3 separate regions of the Mus musculus genome follow, and regions 2 and 3 are each linked to region 1. A link is a loop called in an ENCODE intact Hi-C map of the cell type or tissue named here. Cell type or tissue: left cerebral cortex. All regions are shown on one strand.

What was found. Peaks named below come from ENCODE experiments on the same cell type or tissue, not always from the same donor. Only the 100,000 strongest peaks of a DNase experiment are listed, where the experiment ranks them.
Region 2: a loop joins it to region 1, with 8 times the contacts of the local background. A loop is called at or near these places in 5 of 42 quality-filtered maps.
Region 3: a loop joins it to region 1, with 5 times the contacts of the local background. A loop is called at or near these places in 17 of 42 quality-filtered maps.

The regions. Positions count from the first base shown.
Region 1 is chr19:44,291,303-44,299,302 of GRCm38, reverse strand. Scd2 (stearoyl-Coenzyme A desaturase 2) reads right to left here and starts at 5,627. Exons shown (of 6, transcript NM_009128.2): 1 at 4,892-5,627; 2 at 4,117-4,399; 3 at 1,133-1,263. The coding sequence starts at 4,915. In left cerebral cortex, CTCF peaks have their summits at 3,352 (motif pointing right), 4,349 (motif pointing right) and 5,249; DNase peaks (open chromatin) are centred at 5,312, 6,185, 6,539, 7,465 and 8 more places; H3K4me3 peaks cover 6,371 bases; H3K27ac peaks cover 6,429 bases.
Region 2 is chr19:44,403,157-44,411,156 of GRCm38, reverse strand. Scd1 (stearoyl-Coenzyme A desaturase 1) reads left to right here and starts at 3,448. Exons shown (of 6, transcript NM_009127.4): 1 at 3,448-3,771; 2 at 4,397-4,670; 3 at 7,862-7,992. The coding sequence starts at 3,748. In left cerebral cortex, a CTCF peak has its summit at 3,676; DNase peaks (open chromatin) are centred at 2,812, 3,226 and 3,640; H3K4me3 peaks cover 2,298 bases; H3K27ac peaks cover 1,269 bases.
Region 3 is chr19:44,190,881-44,198,880 of GRCm38, reverse strand. Pkd2l1 (polycystic kidney disease 2-like 1) reads left to right here and starts at 6,439. Exons shown (of 15, transcript NM_181422.3): 1 at 6,439-6,841; 2 at 7,347-7,460. The coding sequence starts at 6,607. In left cerebral cortex, a CTCF peak has its summit at 3,559 (motif pointing left); a DNase peak (open chromatin) is centred at 3,547.

The DNA of each region.
Region 1 (8,000 bases):
GTCAATCCTAAAGCTAATTTTACGTGTGTGGGTACAGGTGCACACGTGTCACGGCCCATGTGTGGTCAGAGGACAACTTTCAGGACTCAGATCTCTCCTTCCAGATTTAAGATCAAACTGTCAGGCTTGCACAGAAAGCACTTTTAACCAATGAGCCATTTGGAGAATCCCATAGCAGCTTTCCAAGCAGGGACTTCGGGGCAGGGCTCACATGGAGCGCCTTATCCTATGGCTCACAGAGTTAGTTACAAGGCAAGTGGCCTGACTCCTGGGGTGCTCCTCTGTAGAAACAGTGGAGAAACCCATTCACCAAGTGGCAGCCCTTTCTGCCCAGGATCAAGGCCAGCAGGTAACTCCCGAGCACAGGTACATCACCCAAGGACCTCTGGGCCTGTCTGCATCCTGGCTTACCTCAAGAGTACACCACTGTCTCTTCCTCCACACCCCCTCTGTCCCCCAAGAATACTAGGGATCTTTGAAAAGTAAAGTTGCTCCACCAGAGAGGATTTGGCAAATCTGGTGAGCATCTCAAATCTCGACACGGCACAGAGGACCAATTTGGTTTCCTAGTTTCATCTTGCTGCAAATTAAACCCACCAGTGGCTACCCTTGTGTCCTTAAGAGCTTAGGAGCCACGAGGGTCCTCTACCAAGTCTCTGTCTTTTCTCCGGTGTAAGCTCCGGCGCTTGTAGAGGGGTAGCAACAATTGTGTCTACTTCCTCAAATGGCTTTGAGGACTTAAAAGAGCCCCAGGGTCTTACGACACCTGTGGGTCCGTGTCCATCCCACTGTGGTAGAGTCTAAGACAGTTACTTTAAAACGAACGGTTCACTTATGGTCTAAGAAACCAGAGTCAGTGCTCAGCTCTTGTGTGCCCTTTATACTAAAGACCCACAACTGCCAAGCTGTGTGACACCCCTGGGACTCTAAGATGAAAAGTGACCCGGCACATGGGGACCCTTTCTTGTTTCCCTTTACAAGTGACTCTATGGTATATGGACTTCAGCACTGATCTTCACTCTAGGGGACCACATAGCAGTAGAAACAATGGCTGTCCTAGTCAACTATCCAGACCTTGATCCCTGACTACCCACCCCTGGGCGGAGACACAGCCACAGCACCCACTTCTTACCTGGAACGCCATGGTGTTGGCAATGATGAGGAAGAGCCTCAGGGGCAGCCGTGCCTTGTATGTTCTGTGGCTCCACAGGCGATGAGCCCCGGCTGTGATGCCCAGGGCGCTGATTACATAGTACAAATACGCTGTAGGACCAGAAAGTTGGGTGTCACCAACAAGCCAAGATCCATAAGGGAAGTATGCCAAAGACAGGTTCCTGGCACCCGTCAGCTTCTCAGTTAGCCTTTGGGTAAAGGCCTGGTTTTCCCTGCAGCCCTGGGGCGCACTGATTTGTAGAAACTTCATACATTTTAAACATTTGGTACCACTGGTCATCACGAGTCTGGCTATCACTGGGTTTCATTCCCAGGGCCAATGTTCTTTGACCTCTAGCAGTCCTCTAAAGATTTCTGGTCAGGAAACTGCATTTCCTCAACTTAGAACCCATATCCAAGGGCAGTTCTGAAGCACCAGCCAGAACAGCTTGGGCAATGGCTAACTGGAAAAGACAAGCAGTGGCATACTGAATAGCTAACTCTACACAAGGCTTTTAGCAAAGGTGCATTTCAACACCACAGCAGCATAACGGGAAGTCAGATTTGCATAGTGGCGCAAACATTACCAAGGGTACTAATACTCTCATATTCTCCACACACCTTGAACAAGGTACTACTAGTTGTACCAAGCACTTTTATTAAAGAAACAGATTCTGGAAAAGGTCGTCTGTCTACTGTTCGAAGGTGAGTTTTCCATCCGCCATCACCTGTTTCCGTTCTACTACTCAGCCCCTAAGATCTGCATATCCACTCCCTCGTCTTGTTTCTCTCCCTGGCCATGGTCCTGTCCTTGCAGAATGTTAGATGCTCAAAGCTGGCAGAAAAACACTGCTTCACTGTCCTTGAAGCAGAAAGGCTCAAGAAGTGACAGTCCTGATATCTCACTGGGACAGAGAGCGGTACAGACATCTGACACCCTCCCCCTATTTGCAGAACTAGGGAGCAGGGGCCTTGGTAGAATAGGCTAATACTGGCTCCCTCCCAAGGAACACCAAGAAACAAAGGACCTTCACAGACTACAGAACTTAGTTGCTACTGGAAACACCCCACATTGCACCAACTGCTGCGTCCTTCTGCAGTCAGATAACATGTTTCCTGAGACCCCTCTCTCCTCCTTCCCAACTCCCGTACCTCCTACAGGATCCCAGGAGACCAGCCACGGATGAAAGGCCTTCCTATCTGGAAAAATCCTAGGGTAACCAGAGCCCTGCATCACGGGATGGCTTTGGGCAGAGCCAAAGCCCTTCGCTGAGCACCAAGGGCTTATGCTGCAGATGACCCAAGTAGACTGGATCAAAACTCAGATGATGGGGTAGAGGGGTGTGTGTGTGTGTGTGTGTGTGTGTGTGTGTGTGTGTGGTTGTGCGCACAACCACACAGGACACACAAACCTAGGCAGTCTTAGGCCTCTTCAGTCCACCTCTCCGTCTAGCAAACAGGAGACTTAGATCCCTCCCCTGTCTGCCAGAAAAGTGTTCACAATGGTGGGTAGGAACTATCTCTTTCTTAGCTTTAACTTCAGAATCGGGATGGGGAGGGGGAGGGGGAGGGGGTGGAGCTTTGTAAAATCTCTCTGTGCTGTCAAAAGCACCTATTCGGCTCCAGAGTTACGGAGTCCACAAAGGTACAAAAGACTCTTAAAGCAGCCGAGTCAGGAAAAGGCTGGCAGGGCACACAACTATTCTAAAGAAGTATTCCATTCCTACTTTTGACAAAGATGTGAAGACTATGAGTGGGAGCTGGGTGGTGGTGGCACACGCCTTTGATCCCCGAACTCAGGAAGTAGAGGCAGGCCGATCTTGCAGTTGGAGGCCAGTCTGGTCTAAAGACCCAGTTCCAGGACAGCCAGGGCTACACAGAGAAACCTTGTCTTGGGAGAAAAAGTTTGGTACCTGGAAAACTCTCAAGAATCGAATCTCACCACTTATAGGACCTAGGAGGACTGAGGCAGAGAGACAGCCAACAATGAGACAACCAGCCTTTCTATACACTGTCCTGCAAGAGACCTGCCATTAGTACCTACATGCAGATACTGTTCTAGAAAATCAATTGTTCTAAAGAAACCCTTGCTCTCCGCTTCTCTGAGAGCAGCAAGAGGCCCTGACTATAGATGCAGTCCCTCCTTCCTGGTTCAATGTTCAGTTGTGTAACCACCCGCAAAGCACATGCGTGTCGCTAGGGGGCAGCACTACCCATGGCTCCCTGGGCAGCTGAGCTAGGCAGGTCAGTGGCACAGGGGCACACTCATCACAGTTGGGCTGTGGCTGCTCCAGGCTCTCTTCCTGCTCAGGAGGTATGTGTTAGGTGTGGAGAGAAAAGTGCCACAGCACAATGTGGACAGGAAAAGAGGGGCAGAAGGCTGAATAGAAGGTAAAACCTTCCTGCAATCTTATTTTATTCTAAGAATGGTCTGTTGACTGGCTTGTACCAAATCGTGGTACCATACACCTTTGAACTTGGATATACAGGAGCCTTCGTCATCTTTCTCCAGGCAAACCAGCCTAGTCTGGCCAGGCAGGAAGTCCAAACAGTTAGGCTTATAACCTACCCTCTGTTCTCTCTGCCTAAAACAGCATCCCATGGCTTTGTCCCCTCACTGGACTCAACAGGTTACCCACTAGGCCCGTGGTCTAGCTCTTGGCTCTGACGTCTCTGAGGCAGGCCCTGCTTCTCTTGTGGCAGGCAAAGCTGGGACAGGTGCCATCAAGTGACTCATACAGAAAAGCCTGCTCAGAGACCTCTGCATCAATGTTATGAGACTCTCAAGACTCAAGTTCCCCCCTCCCCCCATTCTTAACACCACGAGGTTCTTTGCCCAGTCCAGCTGGTCCAACAAGAACCAAAAAGAAAGGGCCACTGCCTTGGGTCAGAGACCAGAGGCCACCTCTTTAAAGATCAAGGAGAAATCTGAAGTATTGGCCCAAGACAAGGGGTGCTGCTCACCGAAGAGACAGGTGTAGAGCTTGCAGGAGGGAACCAGTGTGATCCCGTACAAGGCTCCCAAATGCAGCAGGGCCATGAGAATGATGTTCCTCCAGACGTACTCCAGCTTGGGCGGGGGCCCCTCATCATCCTGATAGGTGGGGTCATATAGATCATCTTTTAGTTCAGGGCGAACATCTGCTCCCCAGTGGTGAGAACTCTTTTCAAACTTCTCGCCTCCATTCTGCTGTCCCCCAGAAGGTGGCGCTGTGATTGTGGTGGTGGCTGAGTAAGCGCCAGAGATCTGCAATGAGAGGGGGTGGAGAATTAGGGACTGCAGACGCGTGGGGGCAGCAGGGGTTACTTTCCCTCTAATATAACTGCGGGAGAGATGCAATAACGGCCATACCCCAGTGCCAAGGTTGCATGACTGTAGAGCGCACCAATGGAACACGGAAATGTGCAGGCCATCGGGAATAAGCCTTATGATGAAGGGGCAGGAAAGGACGCTTTATTAGCAGCACCCTTAGCAACTCACAAAGGAAAATCTGCGCATATCGAAAAGAGGTCAGGTTTTACTTTAAGAAACACAAGTTGGGACAATCAACTGTACTGAGTAAAAATCCGGTTATCACCCGGTCCAGAAACAATCTATCAAGGTTGAGCAATTCGGAAATGATGGCTAAATGCTCCCAGCTGCTCTGAACTCTCTCCAACCCTCAACAGCCACCCACCTAGAAGTCCAATCTGCAACCGCCAACCTGAGGAGGGGGTGGGGGGTGGGGTGTAAGCTCACCTCTTGCAGTATGTGGGCCGGCATCTTGGCGTCGGATGCTGGGGTCACGTTCCCAGGGATGAGAACGTGCAGCGAGCTTCAGACCTCAGCGACAAAGGGTGCTATGACTAAGTTTCTGCAGCCCGCTGCGCGGTACAAGCTCTGGGCCAGAGCTGGCAGTGGGGTATTAATGTCCTGTATATCCTTAGGTTCGTTATATTGATCAATGACCAGATAAAAAATCAAAAACTGGCTGGCCAGGGCAGCCGCGGGCGGAGATAAGGATAGAAAATGAGAGGACGCCAAAATCGCAGCTTGCAGCCACCGGTGTCCAGGAGTCAGAATACTGCAGACACCAACACCGCATTGTCCCATCCCTAGCCAAGCGGAGGGGGGCGATGCTAATGAGGCCTTCGTAAACTCTGGCTAGTCATTGGCCGATGGGAATTTGGTACCACCTCGTCCTGCTGCTCTCATTGGCTCTGCACAATCTGCTGTTCCCTCTGCCTCCAGCTCCGCCCCCCCCTCCTCCCTTCTTTTTCTGCTCCTGGCTTCTCACCCATCCCCCGCTGGTCCTCCACCCAGCCCCCACCCTGCCACGGGGGCGCTTCAGCGCTTTCTCTGGAAGAGAAGACCCAATCTAGCAGTGGGGGTTGGCTACCGGGGCAGGAAGACGCGGAGAGGTACATAAAGTGGGAAAGCCACTAGAGCGCCGACCACTTGCAACTCCATCCGGTCTTTGCATTTCCAGAGGCGCGTGGGAGGGGAAATGGCTACCACCAACAGAGAGCAAAGCTGAGAGGGGCCTCCCTCCCCAACAGGCGCCTCTGTAGTCCCTTTTGGAACAATGGCTCAGCCTTGCCCACCAGCTCCAGGATGCTTACCAGATAATAACTCGGAGCTCTGGTACTGTAATCAAGTTTTCATAGATCTGTGGCTTGCCCATTCACACTGGTCTGGGTCACCATGGTCACTGTGCACACTCCGAGAGCACAGCCAAGGTCAGTCAGCAGTATCTCAATCCCACCCCTCACCCCCCACTTCCCACCTCACGCCTTGCGAATACATGTGGCACCTTTAGGAGACTCTTTTGTTGAAAGTTTGCAGTTTGCTATCTGAAAACCGCCGAAAAGCATCTAGCCGAGGGAGCCTTATGTATGTGGAGTAGGAACAGAGAGTGGGTATTAAATTATTACTGCAAGGTTCTCTGTGACCGCTCAGTGGGTAGCCCTGTTCTTCCACTCTAAGCAGGAAGAAGGGGACATAGGGACATACGGAGATGGGATAAACTGTTCAGCCGGCAAGGGGAGGAGCTAGCTGTGCTGAAACGCTTTCAAGCCACTCCTCAGAGGACCCTATGACCCTTGAACCTTGGGTGCTCTGACCTAACACACCTCCCTCGCTGCCCCATCTTCTCTGGGGCCTGTGTTAACTCTTTCAAGAGATAGAACTTGTAGCCTATGCAGGCGGTGCATTCACAGAGTACCTTCTGTATCCAGGTCACCCCATTACTGTATCTCCCACCTCTAGGAAAAGGGGTTGATAGACATCTTGTCTTCTCAAGAAGAGAGATGCCAGGCATTTCCTGAGACCAAACCAGACCTCTTGCCTTCTGGTCTCAGGGGCTTGCCAACTCTCTGGCTTGTGACCAGACACCTCCATTGCAGGCCTGGCTCACTGACCATAGCCAAGAATGCTGAACAAGACCAGGTGTCCTCAGCAAATGGCTGGCGGAGGCTCAGAGGTACTGTGTGAAGTTATCTGGAGATGTCACTTCCCCCTGGGTTGTCTGCGTGATGTCTGATCTTTTACTAGCTGTGGGTTTGTCCTTTGTCCTTGGCTGTTAAAAACAAACTCCCTTAGACTGTGAGGCCTTTACAACAGATACTGGCTCCTCACGGTTCTGGGGGCTGGGTATCTATAGCAAAGCCCCAGCAGTTTGATTCTGCCAAGAATGGGCCTTTGATTCTTAGGTGGCCATCTCTGTGTTCAATGGGGAAGGGGTGAGCTTTGTCTCTGGGGTTTCTCTTTAAAAACAAACAAAAAGATTTAGTATTACTTGTAATTATACGGACATGTGTGTGTGTGTGTGCATATGCACACATGTGTGAAGGTACTTGAGAATGCTAGAGGTGGCAGGTTCCCAGGAACTGGAGTTGAGCAGTCTGTGTGGGAACTGAGAATCCAACTCTGGTGCTCTGAAAGAACAGCAAATGCTCTTAATGGCTGAACCGCCTCTCCAAATCCTGGGGTCTCTTTTAAAAGGACCACTCCCATCATCCACAGGGTGTGTGTGTGTGTGTGTGTGTGTGTGTGTGTGTGTGGTGGAGCATCACCCTCCATGCTACTATTCCAGATACTGATGAAGGTCCACCAGATGAGTTGGGATTTCCAAGTATCTATTGCATGCTGCTTTGGGGAAGAAGACACAGTGTTTCCTTTGGAATGCCTTGATTGCTACTAAAGGCAGCTCTCCACTGGAGACAAACTGCCCTTACATTCCCTCAACCTGCAGCCTACAGTGCTGCCTGCATCAGAGCTGGTTGGTGATGTTTCTTAAGCCAGCTGCCATTGCATTCATTGTCTATCGGAGAAAGCAAGGGAGGCCTGCCAAGACAATGACGTAGAACAGGAGTCCTACATTTCTCTCCCTTGGGGAGAAAGTTCTGGAAACCTAGAAAAGGAATGAGTTAAGGGTTCCAGGAAGAAAAGGTGGGAGACCATGTTAACTGTTGATAATCAAGATAGGAAACTGCCTGTCTCATCCCGTGTGGGCCAGCTTCAATAAAGCTGTGTGATAGGGATGATACAGCACAGCATGAGGCCTGGCATCAAGAAGTACGAAGTGACCAGGTTGAAAGGTATAGGTAATATGTGATGAATGTTTGCCTATGCTTGCGTTTGCAGGGATGCAGGGATGCAGGGATGCGAGAAGTGCAGGCTTCTTTGGTACAGCAATGCACAGTGTGTGCGTGGAAGCTGGGGACGGGACTATAAAGTTTTCTGTATGAAAAAGGACACACAGTGTATGGCAGTTTTTAATTTTGACCCTTCAACTCAAGAGAGTAAGAATAAAACAACCCCCCACATTGGTATATTAAGTAAATAAGTTAATTGTAGGGTGTTCCTA
Region 2 (8,000 bases), 110 kb before region 1:
CTTTAATAGTAACAAACTATATTCACTGTTGCCTTTTTAACAGCTAATAAAGTCAAATCTTAGTTATTTATTTGTAGATTATCTATAATTCTATCAAGGGTTCCTATTCAGTACTTTCATTTTTAATCATTCTGAGTTTTCATCAATCTGTACAAACCCTTTAAAGAGGCTAATACTTTTTCCTTTCATAATTGTTGGGAAAATTTGCTCTCTTATAATGAAATTAATACAAAATCCAAGTCAAAATGACAACTCTGCTCTGTTATTACCTAGAGCCTCCGACGGGAGGTGACCTCTGCTCGAAAGGGAAACAGTTTCCTAGTTAGAGAAACAGAATGGAAACTGTCTCACATGATCAGCCGAAGGCCATTCTTCCTCCGTCCATGAGGGCCTTCAGGTTTTTTTACGTTAATGAAAGAGGATGGGATCGGTGACACAAACACATCACACACTCTAGATTAGGTGCCAATCAGTCCTTTTCAATAGTAGTGACAGTTTTTAAAGAGTGTCTGCCAGTGAGGGACAATGGAACACATCTTCACCGTGCCCCTCTAGGTCAGAAGAGTCAGCTGGCCAGGTGCTTTGTGGGATAAAGGCACGCAGAGAGATGGCCACGATCCAGGGGCTTTCCAAGCGTGAACCTGCTTTCCCGGACCTGCCCTCAATATGTACAATCTTGTCGGAATAATGGGCCCAGCGTGCTTGAGAGGGACTGAGTGAGCGGCCTCCGTTTCTATGAGTGCCCTCCAGTTCTACGAGCGGCCTCCGTTTCTATGGATTCTTGCTAAGGTCTGTGTGTTTACTTAAAATGGCTAAGTGGGACCTGACTTTTACTTTTTCCTTGCTCTCTTTTCAATCTCTTAGAATTTAAAGACTCCGTTGGTACCCAGAGGAAAGCTCTAATGCCCGTCCTCATCTCTAACTTACCTTCTGCTTTCCCTTCATCTGCACTAAAACATGTGCTGAATTACAATGCTAAAATTTGATTTATTTAGAGAAAGGACCTCACTATGTAGGTAGCTCTGGCTTGCCTGGAACTCAGAGATTTATCTGCTTTTGCCCCCTGAGTGCTGGGATTATAGGCATGTGCTGAGAGTTGTAAGTTATATTGTAAAAAAAAAAAAAAGAGAGAGAGAGACAGCTCAGTAGTTAAATGTCCTTCATTGCTCTGGCAGGGGACCAGAGATCAGTTCTCAGCACACATGTCAAACAGCTCACAACCACCAGTTATTGCAGCTCCAGGGATTCTCATACCTCTGGGCACATGTAACCCACCCATAGAGACATATAATTAAAAATAAAAATAAACATTTAAAATATATACTATAAGCAAATCGTATTTATTTAGGCGTTCTAGCTAGTCACTGTCCTAATAATTCCTGATACCAACTCGTGTGTTTTTCCACAGTTTTCTTTCCTATTATGCAGTCTTAGTGTGTGCTCGGTTGGAAGCTCCTGAAGTCTACAGTGGGTGCCATGTTACAGTCATATAAGATTACAGACAAACCCGGTCCCTACTATGTCTCCACTCCAGTTAGAGACACTGAAATCAACTCTCTCTTACCCAACGTTTTCTGGGGCCCCAAAGCTTTCTCACTAGCATAGCAGCTTGATTTTGGAGAGAGGTAGTGGACTCCTATACTGCATGCTGTCTTGGGTCTGCCCTTGTCTTTTCTGGCAAACGTGTGTTACAGTTTAGTCCAGGTAATATCCCCAGATCTAGGGGATAAGAGCAGAATGAGGGAATAGGGGAAATTCCCAGGAGAACCTGGCTGCTGCTATTGTCAAACAGGTCTATGTAACCCTGAATGATCTACAATTTGCTTTGTAAATTGGGCTTAGTGGCACAAACCTTTATGCCAGCACTTGAGAGGCAGAGACAGGCACACCTCTGAGTTTGAAGCCCAGCCTGGACTACAAAGCAAATTCCAACATAGTGAGAGCTACATAGAGAAACCGTATCTTAAATTTTTTTTTCAGAAGAAAGAAAGGAACTATGTAGAGTAGGCTGCAAAGCCATTGATATCAGACAGACAGACAGACAGGCAGGCAGGCAGGCAGGCAGAAGAAAAGCGAGAAGAGGAAAAAAAGAAAAGAACTCACTATGTAGACCAGGCTGCATTTGGCTTTTTGAGACAGAGTTTCTTTGTGTAGCCCTGGCTGTCCTGGAACTCACCTTGTAGACCAGGCTGGCCTTGAACTCAGAAATCCGCCTGCCTCTGCCTCCTGAGTGCTGGGATTAAAGGCATGCGCCACCATGCCAGGCCTGCCTTTACCTTTGAGCCACTCATCTGATACTCAATTCCTAGCTCCACCATACACTGGCTAAGCGTGACCACAGGTAACCTCAACTCTTTTAAATTTCACTTCCTTTTTAAAAAGACCGAGGAGCTGGACCCAGCTCAAAGGCAGACACAGATCTATGAAGCTTGAGGCCAGTTTGGTCTACACTGTGAGTTCCAGGACAGTCAGAGCTTCAGAGACCTTGTCTAAAAAGAAACCAATAACAGTAAGTACCAAGGAATACCTACTGCTCAGGGTCAGTGTGGGTTCAACAAAAAGGAAATTCTTGAGACTTCTTAGGGATCGCAAAGTGCCTGTTTGCTATTCGCACCGCACACTCAGGCCCTTTGATTCCTTAGTCCCTTTTCTTGGAATCTCAACGTGAGGATCTAAGGAGCTCTCAAACGTCCCGTCCCGTTTGAGGAGAAGCAGCTAGGATTGGGCTCTGGCTCCCAGCAGAGGCGGTCCCCGGCAGACGGAGCCCAATGAGTGAGTGCAGTTGTAACTCAGCGTGTGCTGTCAAGAACGCAGCAGCAACCGGATGCTGGCTGAAGGGATACACTATTGTTTTCCCGGGTCAGAGCCCTGGGCGCACCCTCATATCCCAGTCTCCCGGGGTTTCTCTTTGCTGGTGCCTGGAAGTGGGGGTAGATGTGAAGTTAGACCGAGTTGTGAGTGGCGGTAGCCAGTGTCTTCCTCACTTCTTTCGATGCGATTTCCCCAGTGAACCATTTGCTAAGCGCCAGACCAAAGTCCTAGGCTTGCACACAATTCCTACTTGGAATCACGTTATCCTGCTCTTAAAGAAAAGTCACCCATCAGCCCACAGCAAAGAGGATAAGGAGAAAAAGAGGGGAGGAGAGAGCGAGAAGCTAGAGGCAGAGGGAACAGCAGATTGCGCCTAGCCAATGGAAAAGGCAGGACAAGGTGGCACCAAATTCTCTTTGGCCAATGACAAGACGGGCTTCACAGGAGGCACATTAGCATTTATCCCCAGGCAGGGGGTTGGAGCAGCGCGCCCTGTTGATGCCTTCAGCATCCCGGCGCCTCCAAGGTCTACTCTGGAATCTACTTGGCTTTCTTTCCCGTTCTTGGTCCCGCCCTCTCTCTCTCCCTCCCTCCCTCCCTCCCTCCCTTCCTCCCTCCCTCCCTCCCTCCCTCCCTCACCTCCACGCCTGGCTTCCTTGGCTAGCTATCTCTGCGCTCTTTACCCTTTGCTGGCAGCCGATAAAAGGGGGCTGAGGAAATACTGAACACGGTCATCCCATCGCCTGCTCTACCCTTTAAAATCCCAGCCCAGGGAGATCTGTGCACAGCCAGACCGGGCTGAACACCCATCCCGAGAGTCAGGAGGGCAGGTTTCCAAGCGCAGTTCCGCCACTCGCCTACACCAACGGGCTCCGGAACCGAAGTCCACGCTCGATCTCAGCACTGGGAAAGTGAGGCGAGCAACTGACTATCATCATGCCGGCCCACATGCTCCAAGAGGTGAGCTTCCAGAAGCGGCCCTCGCTCCTTGCACTGGCCACGCAGCTAGGTGACTGGTCCCGGGAGGAGAAAGTTGAGAGTTCTCCGGACTACTGGGCTTTCTCGAATTCTGACGTGACCGGTTGGTTGAGAGGTGTAGATTGTAATTTGGGCAGATGAGTCCCAACTTTCGTGCCTTTAGCTTTAAAGCAGCGGTTCTCAATTTTCAAGATGCTGCGATCCTTTATTTACTACAGTTTTTCATGTTGTGGTGACCCCCTCCCCCCCAACCATAAAATGATTTCGTTGCTACTTCATAACTTTAATTTTGGTACTGTTTTGAATCGTAATGTAAATATCTGTTTTCCGATGGTCTTGGGCTGCCCCTCTGAAAGGGACATTTGACCCCCAAAGGGGCTGAGCGTGAGACACAGGTTAAGAACCGCTGCTTTAAAGAAAAGCCCGTCCTACCGATACTTGTATAACTTACACGGGGATCCCTTTGTGTGTTACTGAGGCTATAAATGTTTCATTCTTCTTTCCTATTTCTCTCTCTCTCTCTCTCTCACACACACAACACACAGAGAGAGACAGAGAGAGAGAGCCCCACAGATCGGCCTCCCCCGACTGAATTTTTTCTTTGCAGATCTCCAGTTCTTACACGACCACCACCACCATCACTGCACCTCCCTCCGGAAATGAACGAGAGAAGGTGAAGACGGTGCCCCTCCACCTGGAAGAAGACATCCGTCCTGAAATGAAAGAAGATATTCACGACCCCACCTATCAGGATGAGGAGGGACCCCCGCCCAAGCTGGAGTACGTCTGGAGGAACATCATTCTCATGGTCCTGCTGCACTTGGGAGGCCTGTACGGGATCATACTGGTTCCCTCCTGCAAGCTCTACACCTGCCTCTTCGGTGAGCAGCGCCCCTTGTCTTGGGCCAGTGCCTCAGATTTCTCTTTGCTCTCTAATAAGGTACCCTCTGACCCAAGGCAGTGGCTGCTCTGTTCAGATTTCCCCAGCCTTTTTTTCTGGTTCCTTGTGGGACTTAACATGAATACTGAGTCCCTGTGCAGGAGACTGGGAGGGGTCTACCTGAGGCAGAGAAGCAACTCTCTCTGAACAAGCTTTTCTGTATGAGACGCTTGCTTAAGCTGTGCATCCTGGCCCCACCTGACCCAAGAGAACCCAGCCCTACCTGAGAGGCATGGGAAATCCCGTGCTAGTCAGGGACAATTGTGGACTACTCTTCAGCCAGGGCAGGGAACAGACCCCGAGGACACTGTACCAGAGCAGTCCTTGAAAAGAAAGGGACAAAAGGCAGTTATTTCCACACAACTATTCTGACTCCAAACTCTTGACTAGACCAAGCTGGTTTGCCTTGGGGAAAGACGATGCAGGTTTCTACAGCACCCAGTCTCCAGGTGGGTGTTCTGCGCCAGGTCATTCTCCAGGGTGCAGCACCTGCGAATCAGCAGCATGTTAAAAGAATGAAATAAGGTTCTGGTTCCATTCCCACATCTAGCCTGCTCTTGCTGTGTCCCCTGAGACCATGAAGTGCGAAGGACCCAAAGCGTTCGGAAGTCCAGTCCTCTTGCCCTGGTGACCCCTCCTTGGCAGAGAATGGACTTTCAGCAGCCCTGCCTCTAATTCAGCTCCCCGGGGATTCACTGGGTGTGGGCCACCTCTGGGATACATTTGAGCTTTACATGTGGTTTCGTCTAAGAAACCTGAGTTGGGAAGGAGAAGCAGGGGGTCTCTCAGAGAGGTCCCCTCTCCTTAAGACATGGCAGGTTTCTCTGGAACAGTAATAGCTGTGGGTATTTTGTGGCAGCTCTCTCAGAGCATAAGGTTGGGAGAGGGATAGTTAGCCAGGTATTAACTCTTCTGCCCTGGGCCTCATAGGTCTTCTAAGTAGTTAAATTTGGTCCTGGGAGTGTCCTCTTAGAAGTTGTCCAGATGACCTAGATCTGAGAGGATCCGCTGTTTTTCCACGTCACAAGTAGAGCAGCAGTGCTTTGTTGGGGGTTAGCGCGGTTCTGTTCTTAGGCTAGCTACCCCGCTTCCCGGCCTTTATCTTGAGAAAGCTATTTCCAGAGCCCCTTTATTCTCTTTATTAACTCGGCAAAAGAACCCAGTTCTGAAGAGATCTCTGATAACGCTCAAGACTCAAAGAGTCTCCAGCCCACTTCTCCCGTCTACCCCCCACCCCCTTTTTTTTGAGACAGTGCCTCGCTGTACACCAGGCTGACCTTCAACTCACAGAGATCTGACTGCCTCTGCCTCCCAAGTACTGGAATTAAAGGCCACCACGGATCTAGCCCACTGCTTACAATAACTCTTCAGATGTTCCTTTACCAACAGGTGGACGTGATAGTTCAAGGGATGGGGTGTGATGAGGTTTGGGTAGAATATCCCAGTGTGCCTGTGTCCTTGTCCCAATTCCCCTGTTGACATATGTGGTCTAGATTGTGCCTGGGTCATCTACAGCATGAACCCAACATGTATACTTCCTTGGTGTAAAGTTGAGGACTTCTATGTTGCCCCAAACCTTCTCTTTTCTCCCATTGATTGCTAGTGGTTTTCTGAGGAGCTCTGGTACAGTGTGGTCAGATCCGGTACATAAGACAATCAGATTGCCATATGACCGTGGGTAGCAGACATCATCTCTGAGAGAATGTGGCTAGAATTTACTTTGGATGACAGACACTGACTCTGGCTCACAAGGACTCTGGAAGAGGAAAATGGGGGTGCACAGGAAGCTGCTTAGAAGGTTTCTGTCTCCGCTACAGGACATAGACATTATGCAGTGTGTACCTCTTGACTGCAACAAAAGTCGATGGCTTCTGAGGATCTATTGTTGTTGTTGTTGTTGCTTCTTAGTCATGAAAGCAGTGTCTACCAGAGCCTCTGTCCCAGCCTGTGAGTGCTGGCCAGAGAAGAGCTGGGGATGCAAAGGACCTCTTTACCCATTCAAGATATTAGAAGAAGAAATTAGTATCCTAGCCAGGCGGGTGGTGGCGCACGCCTTTAATCCCAGCACTTGGAAGGCAGAGGCAGGTGGATTTCTGAGTTTGAGGCCAGCCTGGTCTACAGAGTGAGTTCCAGGACAGCCAGGGCTACACAGAGAAACCCTGTCTCAAAACAAACAAACAAACAAACAAAAAACCCAAACAAACAAAAAAAGAAATTATGTCCTCTAAGCCTGCATGCCTAGAAGATGATGAGTCAGGAAAATGTTGTGGCACTGGGTTCCTAGTTTGCTAATTGTGTAGCCCTGTTCAGACCTAACCTTTCTGGGATATACTTCCTCTACTGGAAAGTAGAAGGGGTTTGTGGGTGGTTTGGTTTTGTTTGTTTGTTTTTGAGACAGGGTTTCTCTGTGTGTCCCTGAGTGTTCTGGAACTCTGTAGACCAGGCTGGCCTTGAACTCAGATTTTCTCTGCTGTTCAAAGTTCCAGGGTTAAATACAGTATTCATGGTACCCTGTTTAAAATATGTAGCAAGTATATGAGAATCTTTTGTAAAAATTATTTATTTATTTTATGTATATGGAGAAACTGTCGTCGTCTTCAGACACACCAGAAAAGGGCATCAGATCCCATTACAGATGGTTGCGAGTCACCCTGTGGTTGCTGGGAATTGAGCTCACGACCTCTGGCAGAGCTGTCAGTGCTCTTAACTGCTGAGCCATCTCCCCAGCCTAAGAATCCTAAGGTCACTTAGAGCACTGTAAGCAGGACGCTTCAGGGCTGACGTGGACCACAGTCCCTTCTGTCATATTTAAATGTGACTGTGTCCCCTGCATCCCTCCAATGCCCCCTACAACTCAGGGTTTCCCTAACTGCTTCATGTTCAGATTGATGCATCTGCTGTTTTTCACAAGGCTCCCATTTGTGGCCCTGGGCTCTGCTGGAAGAGTTGGCAGCTCTGCCCATTTGAGGGGCAAAAGCTACTAAGCCCGAGAGACTAAGGGATTCTTATGGTTCCGTGAAAAACAGACCCTCACCCCAAAACCAAAGAACACTGGCATCAGGGAAGGCGCCTTGGCAACTTCCACTACTGAAATTTGCCTGTTGGTGAGTCTCCCACTGTCTTGTCTTGCAGGGATTTTCTACTACATGACCAGCGCTCTGGGCATCACAGCCGGGGCTCATCGCCTCTGGAGCCACAGAACTTACAAGGCACGGCTGCCCCTGCGGATCTTCCTTATCATTGCCAACACCATGGCGTTCCAGGTAAGAAG
Region 3 (8,000 bases), 100 kb after region 1:
GTGTGTGTGTGTGTGTGTGTGTGTGTGTGTGTTGCACTAACATTGGGGAATGAGAATGAGGATTTGGAAGCCACAGAGCCCAAGTGGAGGTTAGAGGTCAACAGTCAGGATTTGCTTTTCTCTTTCTACCACGTGGGTTCTAGGGATCAAACTTCAGTCATTTAGATTGGCAGCCAATGTCTTTTCCCCCTGAGCCATCTTGCCAGCCTTTAACAAGCATGTCGAAACATTTCTGCTCAAGAGCTCAGAAGATTTAAAAAAGCAAAACCAGAAAGCAGTATAAACAGGTTCCCTTTTGAATCCGTCCATCTGAGTCAGACACCTGCACGAGTTATGTTAGTCCTTCACGGAGTCTCTGTAACGCAGCCATAACAAGGCCAAAGGCACAGGCGTAAGAGAACCAAAGGCACACCATAGTCACATTCCTTCCCCAGATCCCTGCAAAGGCTCCAGCTGGTGTCCTAAACCTACAGCCATCTTGGATCTCAGGAACAGCAGAGATGTGTCTAGATCACCCCATGCCGAGACTACCCCCAAGTAGAAACGGTCACCTCTTGGAAGCTAGGGTGTCCTCTCAGGGGAACAGGGACTTATCCATGACTATCTTTCAGAACTAGAACTGGGAGTTTCTGCTTCTCCATCCCACACTCCTACACCCGGGTAGCTGCCTGCCCTGTGGATTGGAATCCCATGTGCTCAGCAGAAAGCCAAGGCTCTTCTTCATGTGAGGCAACTAAGTCAAGTTCACTGCCACCCCTGGGAGCTCACAGATTTTTATTGCTTCTTTGCTTTCTTTGTTTTTTGAGGCAGGGTGTTCTGGCTGTCTGGAACTCACTTTGTAGACCAGGCTGTCCTTGAACTCAGAGATCTGCATGCCTCTGCCTCCTAATGGGATTACCATGGGTCTACCATGTCTGGCTTTTTTTTTTTTTTTTTTTTTTTTTTTTTTTTGGTGGACAGGGTCTCATGTATCCCAGACTGGATTTGAACTCTCTATGTACCCGAGGCTGGTCTTGAACTCCCAATTCTCCTGTTTCCACTTCTTAAGTGCTGATATTGCAGGCACGTGGCACCACACCCAGCCTGAGCACACACATTTCTAAGACAAAGTGGACAAAACCCCCAAGCAAACTGTACATGCCAGCATGCAATGGCACAGAACACAACCATAGTGTATTAAATGGGGAAGTGGGAGAGGGGCCATCTCAGTACAGCAACTCCGAGAATCAGACAGGACTAGGGAACAGGCTTACGGTGAGGTAACAGAGCAGCATTTAAAAATTTCTTCTTGTGTGCTCTGGGCTGGGAGGTCTAGAGTCTGCGCATGGCTGGCTACACGTTAGCTGTTTGCAAATATCAGATAAATTCCCAGCATTGGGAATTCCACAGAAGGTTCCAGAGCTGGACATGTAGCTATTGCTAACCAGAAAGTTTGAAGTGTATTCATTAGCACTTGTTTCTCTCAGTCCCACCATCCACCCTTGTCTCATGAACCCACTCCAGGATGCAGACACCCTGGACTGTGGTTCTGATCTTTCAGCAAGAGACAGTTTGAAGTTCCCCTTAGGCTAACTGCGGAGGTCTTCTACCCCCCTCTCTGACCTAGTTCGCCTTCTTATCTTTCCTGCCCATGAGGAGAAAGGAAAACCCACAGTGCCCTCAGCTTTGCCTTTGGCGTCCAAAGCACACATGACTGTAACCTGGTGCATTTCCAGACTTCACAGCTACCTTGCCAGGTCTGGGAAATTCCCCTTCAAAGCTCAGGGTTAACTCACTCTGGATTTGCAATACTCTCTGGTCCAGATGTGATCGTGGGGTCCGGGTTTCTCCATGTCCTCTGCTAAAGCAGCAGAGAGTTGGTTTCATTTATCCCCTTTTAAGCTGAGGACAGCAGTTGAGAAGAGCTAAGCCCAGGACCCATGCTCAGTGGGCCCTCGATGCCACCACAGAACTTCAGCCTTCAGGAGCACTCACAGAAGCCCAGAGTCAGCTTGGGACCCTAACTGTGGCCACCCTAGGACAAGGCAGGCAGCTACTGGCTCATCCCCCAGTACTCTGCTTACAAATTGTTGTTTTCCACAGACAAATATTAGCACCTACATATTACAGATACATGACATCAGCCTCCAGACCCTCTGGGCCACCTGGCAAAGCTGTGGCTGATTTGTCACCTACTTGGCCTTGCTTAGATGTCCCAGTTAGGGTTATCATTGCTGTGATGAAACACCATGACTAGAGCGACTTGGGAAGAAACAGTTTATTTGTCTTGTGCTTCCATATCACTGAAGGAAGCCAAGGCAAAAACTCAAACAAGGCATGAACCTGGAGGCAGGGGCTGATTTGGAGTCCGTGGAGGGGTACCGCTTACTGGCTTGGTCCACATGGCTTGCTCAGCCTGCTTTCTTATAGAACCCAGGACTACCAGCAGGGATAGCCCAATCAACAACAGGCTGGGTCCTCCCCCATCAACTCCTAATTAAGAAAATGCCCTCCACGTTTGCCTGTGGCCACAGGTTATGAAGGCATTTTCTCAATTGAGTTATCTTATCTCCCAAATGATTCTAGCTTGTGTCAGGTTGACATAAAACTAGCCAGCACACCTCCGGTGACCTCATTGTTGACTCAGGGTAGAGTAACCTGAGAAACTGGGTCTAAAGAAAGGGCATTGACCTGATGTTGTTCACCGTTCAACTACAGAGACAGGGAGAGCCACTGAGCAAGATTGTTTGCCTGGGGCAGCGTTCTCCTTAATGTCTCAGAAGCAGAGAGGCCAATCAGGGAGGGGAGCAAGCCCAGTCCTTGGGGATACAGGGGTTGTTTGGTGGTCTGTTTCTTTTTAAAGATTTATTTTTGTTGTTTGTGTATTGGGTGTTTTGCCTGCATGTATGTCTGGGCACCCAGTGCACGCCTGGTGCCGCCAGAGAGCAAAAGAGGGCTTTGGGACTGGAGTTATAGATGGTCGTGAGCTAACAAGTGAGTGTTGTGAATTAAACATGGGTGCTCTGGAAGAGCAGCCAGTGCACTCAAGCACTGAACCCAGCACCCTTGATGTTTTTTTTTGATTCCCCGAAGGCCCTAACCAACCCTGTTTTAGGTTACACCACAGCCATTCACTAACCTTCTGTCCCCCTGTCTCCCTCACTCAGGGACAGACATGAGTATCAGGAATGATACACACACACACACACACACACACACACACACACACACGCACGCATGGTAAACTCAGCCACCTCCTGCTTTCTCACAGGGATAGCCTCACTAAAAGTCTTGCACTCTGGCCTGTTTCTCTGAGGAACTAGGGCCATAGAGATGGTGAGGCAGCTTCTGTAATGACCAATCCCTGGGGATTAAGATTCATATTGACAGATCCAGACGAGAGTTTTCCCCATAGGCAAATAAAAAGGAAAAAGGAATGGACAGGGGGGAGGGGAAGGCACCTGGACCTGCTGAGTAGACTGCTTTCCAAATGTGCCTGTCTGATTTTTTTTTCTTTCAGGAGAGTCTTCATCTGTACTGAGCTGGAACTGCGCCCCCATCCTGCCGCCACCTGGTGGTCACAGAGGACAAAGCACTTATGTAGTGCCTTCTGCCGAAGGACTTAATTCACTGGGTCCCTGAATAAATTCCCTGAAGCCTAATTCGGAAAGAGGTTCTCTTTATGATCTCCAGGTAATCTTTATCTAGCAACAAAAACTTACACCATGCGAGTTAGCTGAGATAATATGCCACGACACATTCCATTCACCCTTTCTCTGAAGCAGCAGTGGGACCCGCCATCCCACTCAATGTGGCTCTTGTCACACACAGCATGACACCCCAGCATGACAGAGTCTGGTAAACCCAGAAAGCTCTGAAGAAGTCTTTCAAGGTAGCCATGTCAAGAAACGGAACACACTGGTGGAAAACAGGGGTGGCCATCCTCCCGCTCCACACCAGGAGAGCACCAGACCCAATTCTCATGCCAATGGAGAAAGGAGACCAACCTACTGAGAGGATTAATGGGCTTCTTGACCAAGTGTGATCTGGGTACTGATGGGCCACATGACCTGTCTTTAGTTAAGAGCTCTGTCATTCCACAATTTTCAAGTCCCTCCAGCCCACAGCTATCACCCCATGTAGCTGTTTGGGTACATCCTGATCTCCATGTCACTCGGAGATGATGTCAACACAGTGCTTCCTGAAAGTGTCCACCTTACAATGAGCTGTGTGAGTGGACAGCTCAGGGCTGGATGCTACCAGAAGATGTGAAGTCTGCCCTGTGCTTTAAGAACACAGCTTATAAAACCTTATAAAGTTTGGTAGTTTAGCCCGAGACAACCCTCCAGGGGAGCTATTTTCTTTAACACCCTGCTAGCTTCTCATTTTGCAACATACCACTGGTGAGTTAGAGAGGCAGCGTTAGACCCAGGAGTTTTGCTCAAATTCACTTTTGAGAGTCTGAGCTTCCCCCATCAATACTGTTTGCCCCCCCCCTTTTTTTTAAACAGGAAGAGTCAAGAACCCATGGGGCTTGAGAACTTGAAGAAATATCAAACAAAAATCATCATGAAATTTTTATTTGATTTGTGACTTCTTTTTCTTCTGAGATTTCTCAACCTGCGCGGCATAGCCTGCCCCATAGGGCGGTATAGTGTGATCCACACACGAGGAAAAGGGCTCAGTCATGAGCAGGAAAAGGGACTGGATGGGTTCCAGGAGAGTGACGATGTGGCCTGGAGCTCTGTCACATGAGGAGACTTGTCACGCGAGGAGGAGTGTCCTCAGGTCCACTCAGACCTCTCTCAGCTGATCTCAGGCTTCCTCCAGAATTCAGGATTGCCCAAGGGACTGGGAAGCCATTGAATGCTCCTCCCTTTGCTTTATCAAGGACCACACTGTTGTCACCCTGTTCCTGACTCCACCTCAGGGTCCAAAGTTAGATAGAAGTCTGGAGTCCTTGTGCAATTGCCTAAAAGGCTCTTGGCTCCCTCCTCGCTCAGCTGATCCAATGCAAGATGCTTCCCCCCGGCCCAGCTTCTCGCCCTTCTCTCCAAGGAAAGCTGGCACCGCAGTGGATCTCACTGACTGGAACAGCGGAGAGATGGACACTTGTCCTTCTAGGGAGGGTCAGACCATGGAGAGAGTCAATCCTTTCCAGTGTCCTGGCCTTGGCCAAGAAATTCATGTCACAGGTTCAGGGAGCATGACCTTTCTTCCCTGTCTTAGGATTTAGGAAACATGGCTTAATCAGGGGGTGGAGCTTAAACCAGGTTAAGTTCTTCCTCTGGGAGTACTTGAGGCTGGAGATCTCCTCCAGGCTGCTATGCTTTGCTGAACTTGAAGGCAGACTTGAAGCCAATGTGGCTAAAGTAACTGTAGGCAAAGATCCTTGGTTAGAAGAGTCCCCTGCAGCACCTTGGATGAACAACTACCAACATTTCAGCAGGAGCACTATTCTGGGCCACAGCTCTTGCTTACAGGGAAACCTGGGCAAATGAGCAAAGGCCAGAGCTGGGCACAAGCAGTACTGTGACCAGAGGTCCACGCCAAGTCTCCATTCAGGAAAGCGAGCAAGACGGGATGCTGCTGGTCCCAAGAGCTCTCGGACTCAGTTTATGCTGAAGCTTACAGTTCTAGTGCTAAGTCACGTCCCAGGAAAAGATTGACCAGATCATCTGGTACAGACAGATGTCACCTCACCCTTGCCCTAGGCCCCGAGTTATGCCTTCCCTACCCAGCCCCACATGCTCAAGAGGTCCATCTCTAAGGGTGTGTGTCACCATTAAGCCATGAAGCCAAACGTCAGGGAAAGAAAGCCAGCCTGGAACTCTGCATTCCTTTTCTTGTCACCAGCAGAGACCCTATCTCTTAAGATCTGACAGCCTGATTGCCTTCACCTGTGTCTTTCACTGACCTCTAAGGGAAGGGCACACTGGGAGCCTCCTTCTCCAGTCACCAGGGGACAGCTGAAGGAGGCACACTGAAGGGCCTGGGAGACTACTGATAGAGCTGTCAAGGAACACATCCCTGGGCTTGGTCCTCACCCTAATCCATGGTAGTCCCTTTAAGCCTTTTTTTTTTTTAAGTGGTATCAGCTCACACCCACCACAGAGCTCTGCAACCCTTTCTTCTCCTAGCTTCTCTACTGCTCCCTCCCTCCTCCCCCGTTGTCCCTGCCCTTTGACCAACTCAACAGTTGGAGATTTGAACATCCTACTCCGGGTTCTATCTGGCCCTAGCACACCCCCCTGCTCCCCTCCCCCATCCTTCTAGTCTGTCTGCATAACATCCTCACACCCCTTTCTTTTCTCAATTCCAGTTCCCCTTATAGTTCCATTCCTTTTGTGTCAGAGAGAGAGAGAGAGAGAGAGAGAGAGAGAGAGAGAGAGAGAAAAGAGAGAGAGAGAGCTCATTGAAGGATTGATGACCATCTGCATCCTTCCTGCTCCCTCTCCTATGTGAGCTCAGCTCCCCCACCCAGACAGGAGGCCGAGGTTGAAAGGATCAGCTGCTCTTAGACAATACTGCCTGGGCTCTCTGCTACCAGTGTCAGTCTGGGTCTTTGTCCCTGTGTCTCCTGTGAGAGTGGGCACCTGTGGTGGCAGGTTTCTACCTCCTGTCCCCATGAATAGTATGGAAAGCCCCAAGAATCAGGAGCTACAAACCCTGGGGAACAGAGCCTGGGACAATCCTGCCTACAGCGACCCTCCTTCCCCGAACAGGACGCTGAGGATCTGCACTGTCTCCAGTGTGGCTCTCCCTGAGACTCAACCCAAAAAGCCAGAAGTCAGATGCCAGGAGAAGACACAGAGAACCCTGGTGTCCAGCTGCTGTCTCCATATCTGTCGGAGCATCAGAGGTACGGGGCACAAGGAGAGGTTTTCCTGGAGAGTTAGAGTCAGAGAAGGGACGACCTTAGGTTTGAGAGGGGGACAAAAGTGACCCAAAGAAGAAACCTTGGTGTCTTTGATTAGCTGGTGTTAGGATTGCTTGCCCCAGGACAGACGCCTGGCTCCTGGTCTGCCAGAAAGCTCACTTAGCACAGTCATTACCTTGGAATCCAGGAGTTGTGGGAGAGCGTGGTTCATGGAACACTGAAGTGAGGAGGCTCTAGACCACCCCACCTGAAACAGATGCCTGCCCTGTTCACAGCCTCACTCTGACCCAGTAACCTCACCCTGTCTCTCACAGAGACTTTGTAGGAGGGCAGGCAGGCAGGCAGGGAGGCAGGGGTGTGGGTGTCAGGTCCCGGGGGTTACAGGATGGGTGAGGAAGGACCAGTGGAGATGGGGTAGGGACAGGGAGGGCTGGATAACTAAAATGATGTGCTGTTGGGGACTCAGAGCTTCTTTCTACGCCCGTAGGACTGTGGGGGACAACGCTGACTGAGAACACAGCCGAGAACAGGGAGCTTTATGTCAAGACCACCCTGAGGGAGCTTGTGGTATACATAGTGTTCCTCGTGGACATCTGTCTGTGTGAGTAGCCGCTGCCTGTGACCATCTGCCTGTAAGAGGCACGAGTGTGTAAAATGTCTGTACCTCCCAGGCAGTATTCATCTGTGTTAGGCAAGCGGATCCTGGGAATTTTGTGTAAATACCAATAAGCAACTCCTATGGCTTCTCACACTGAGTTCAATGGAGGAATCCCAGTGGGTGGAAATATTGTTAATAAAAGGAGATTCGTCTGAGATTACTAGGTAACCTGATTTTCACATCCAAGTGCCTACTACTGAGCCAGCAGCCACCGTATTGTGTTGACCGGTGGAAATGTTGAACCCTTTGTAAAGGGTAGAGGGTCCCCTCTTTTATTTAGTGGGTTTTGTGTGATTGGTTACTGTGTAACACATGATCCGTGTTTCTTAGGGCCAGAAAGAAAATGATTCAGGCTTCGGAGAGTTTCTGAGAAGAGGGTTTGGGGTTCAATAGTGTGGGACACTATCTGGGGAGCTTTGATGTCCAGGTTCAGAGATGTAGCAATACCACAGTGTAGGCTGTGAGCAAGCTGGAGCACACAGA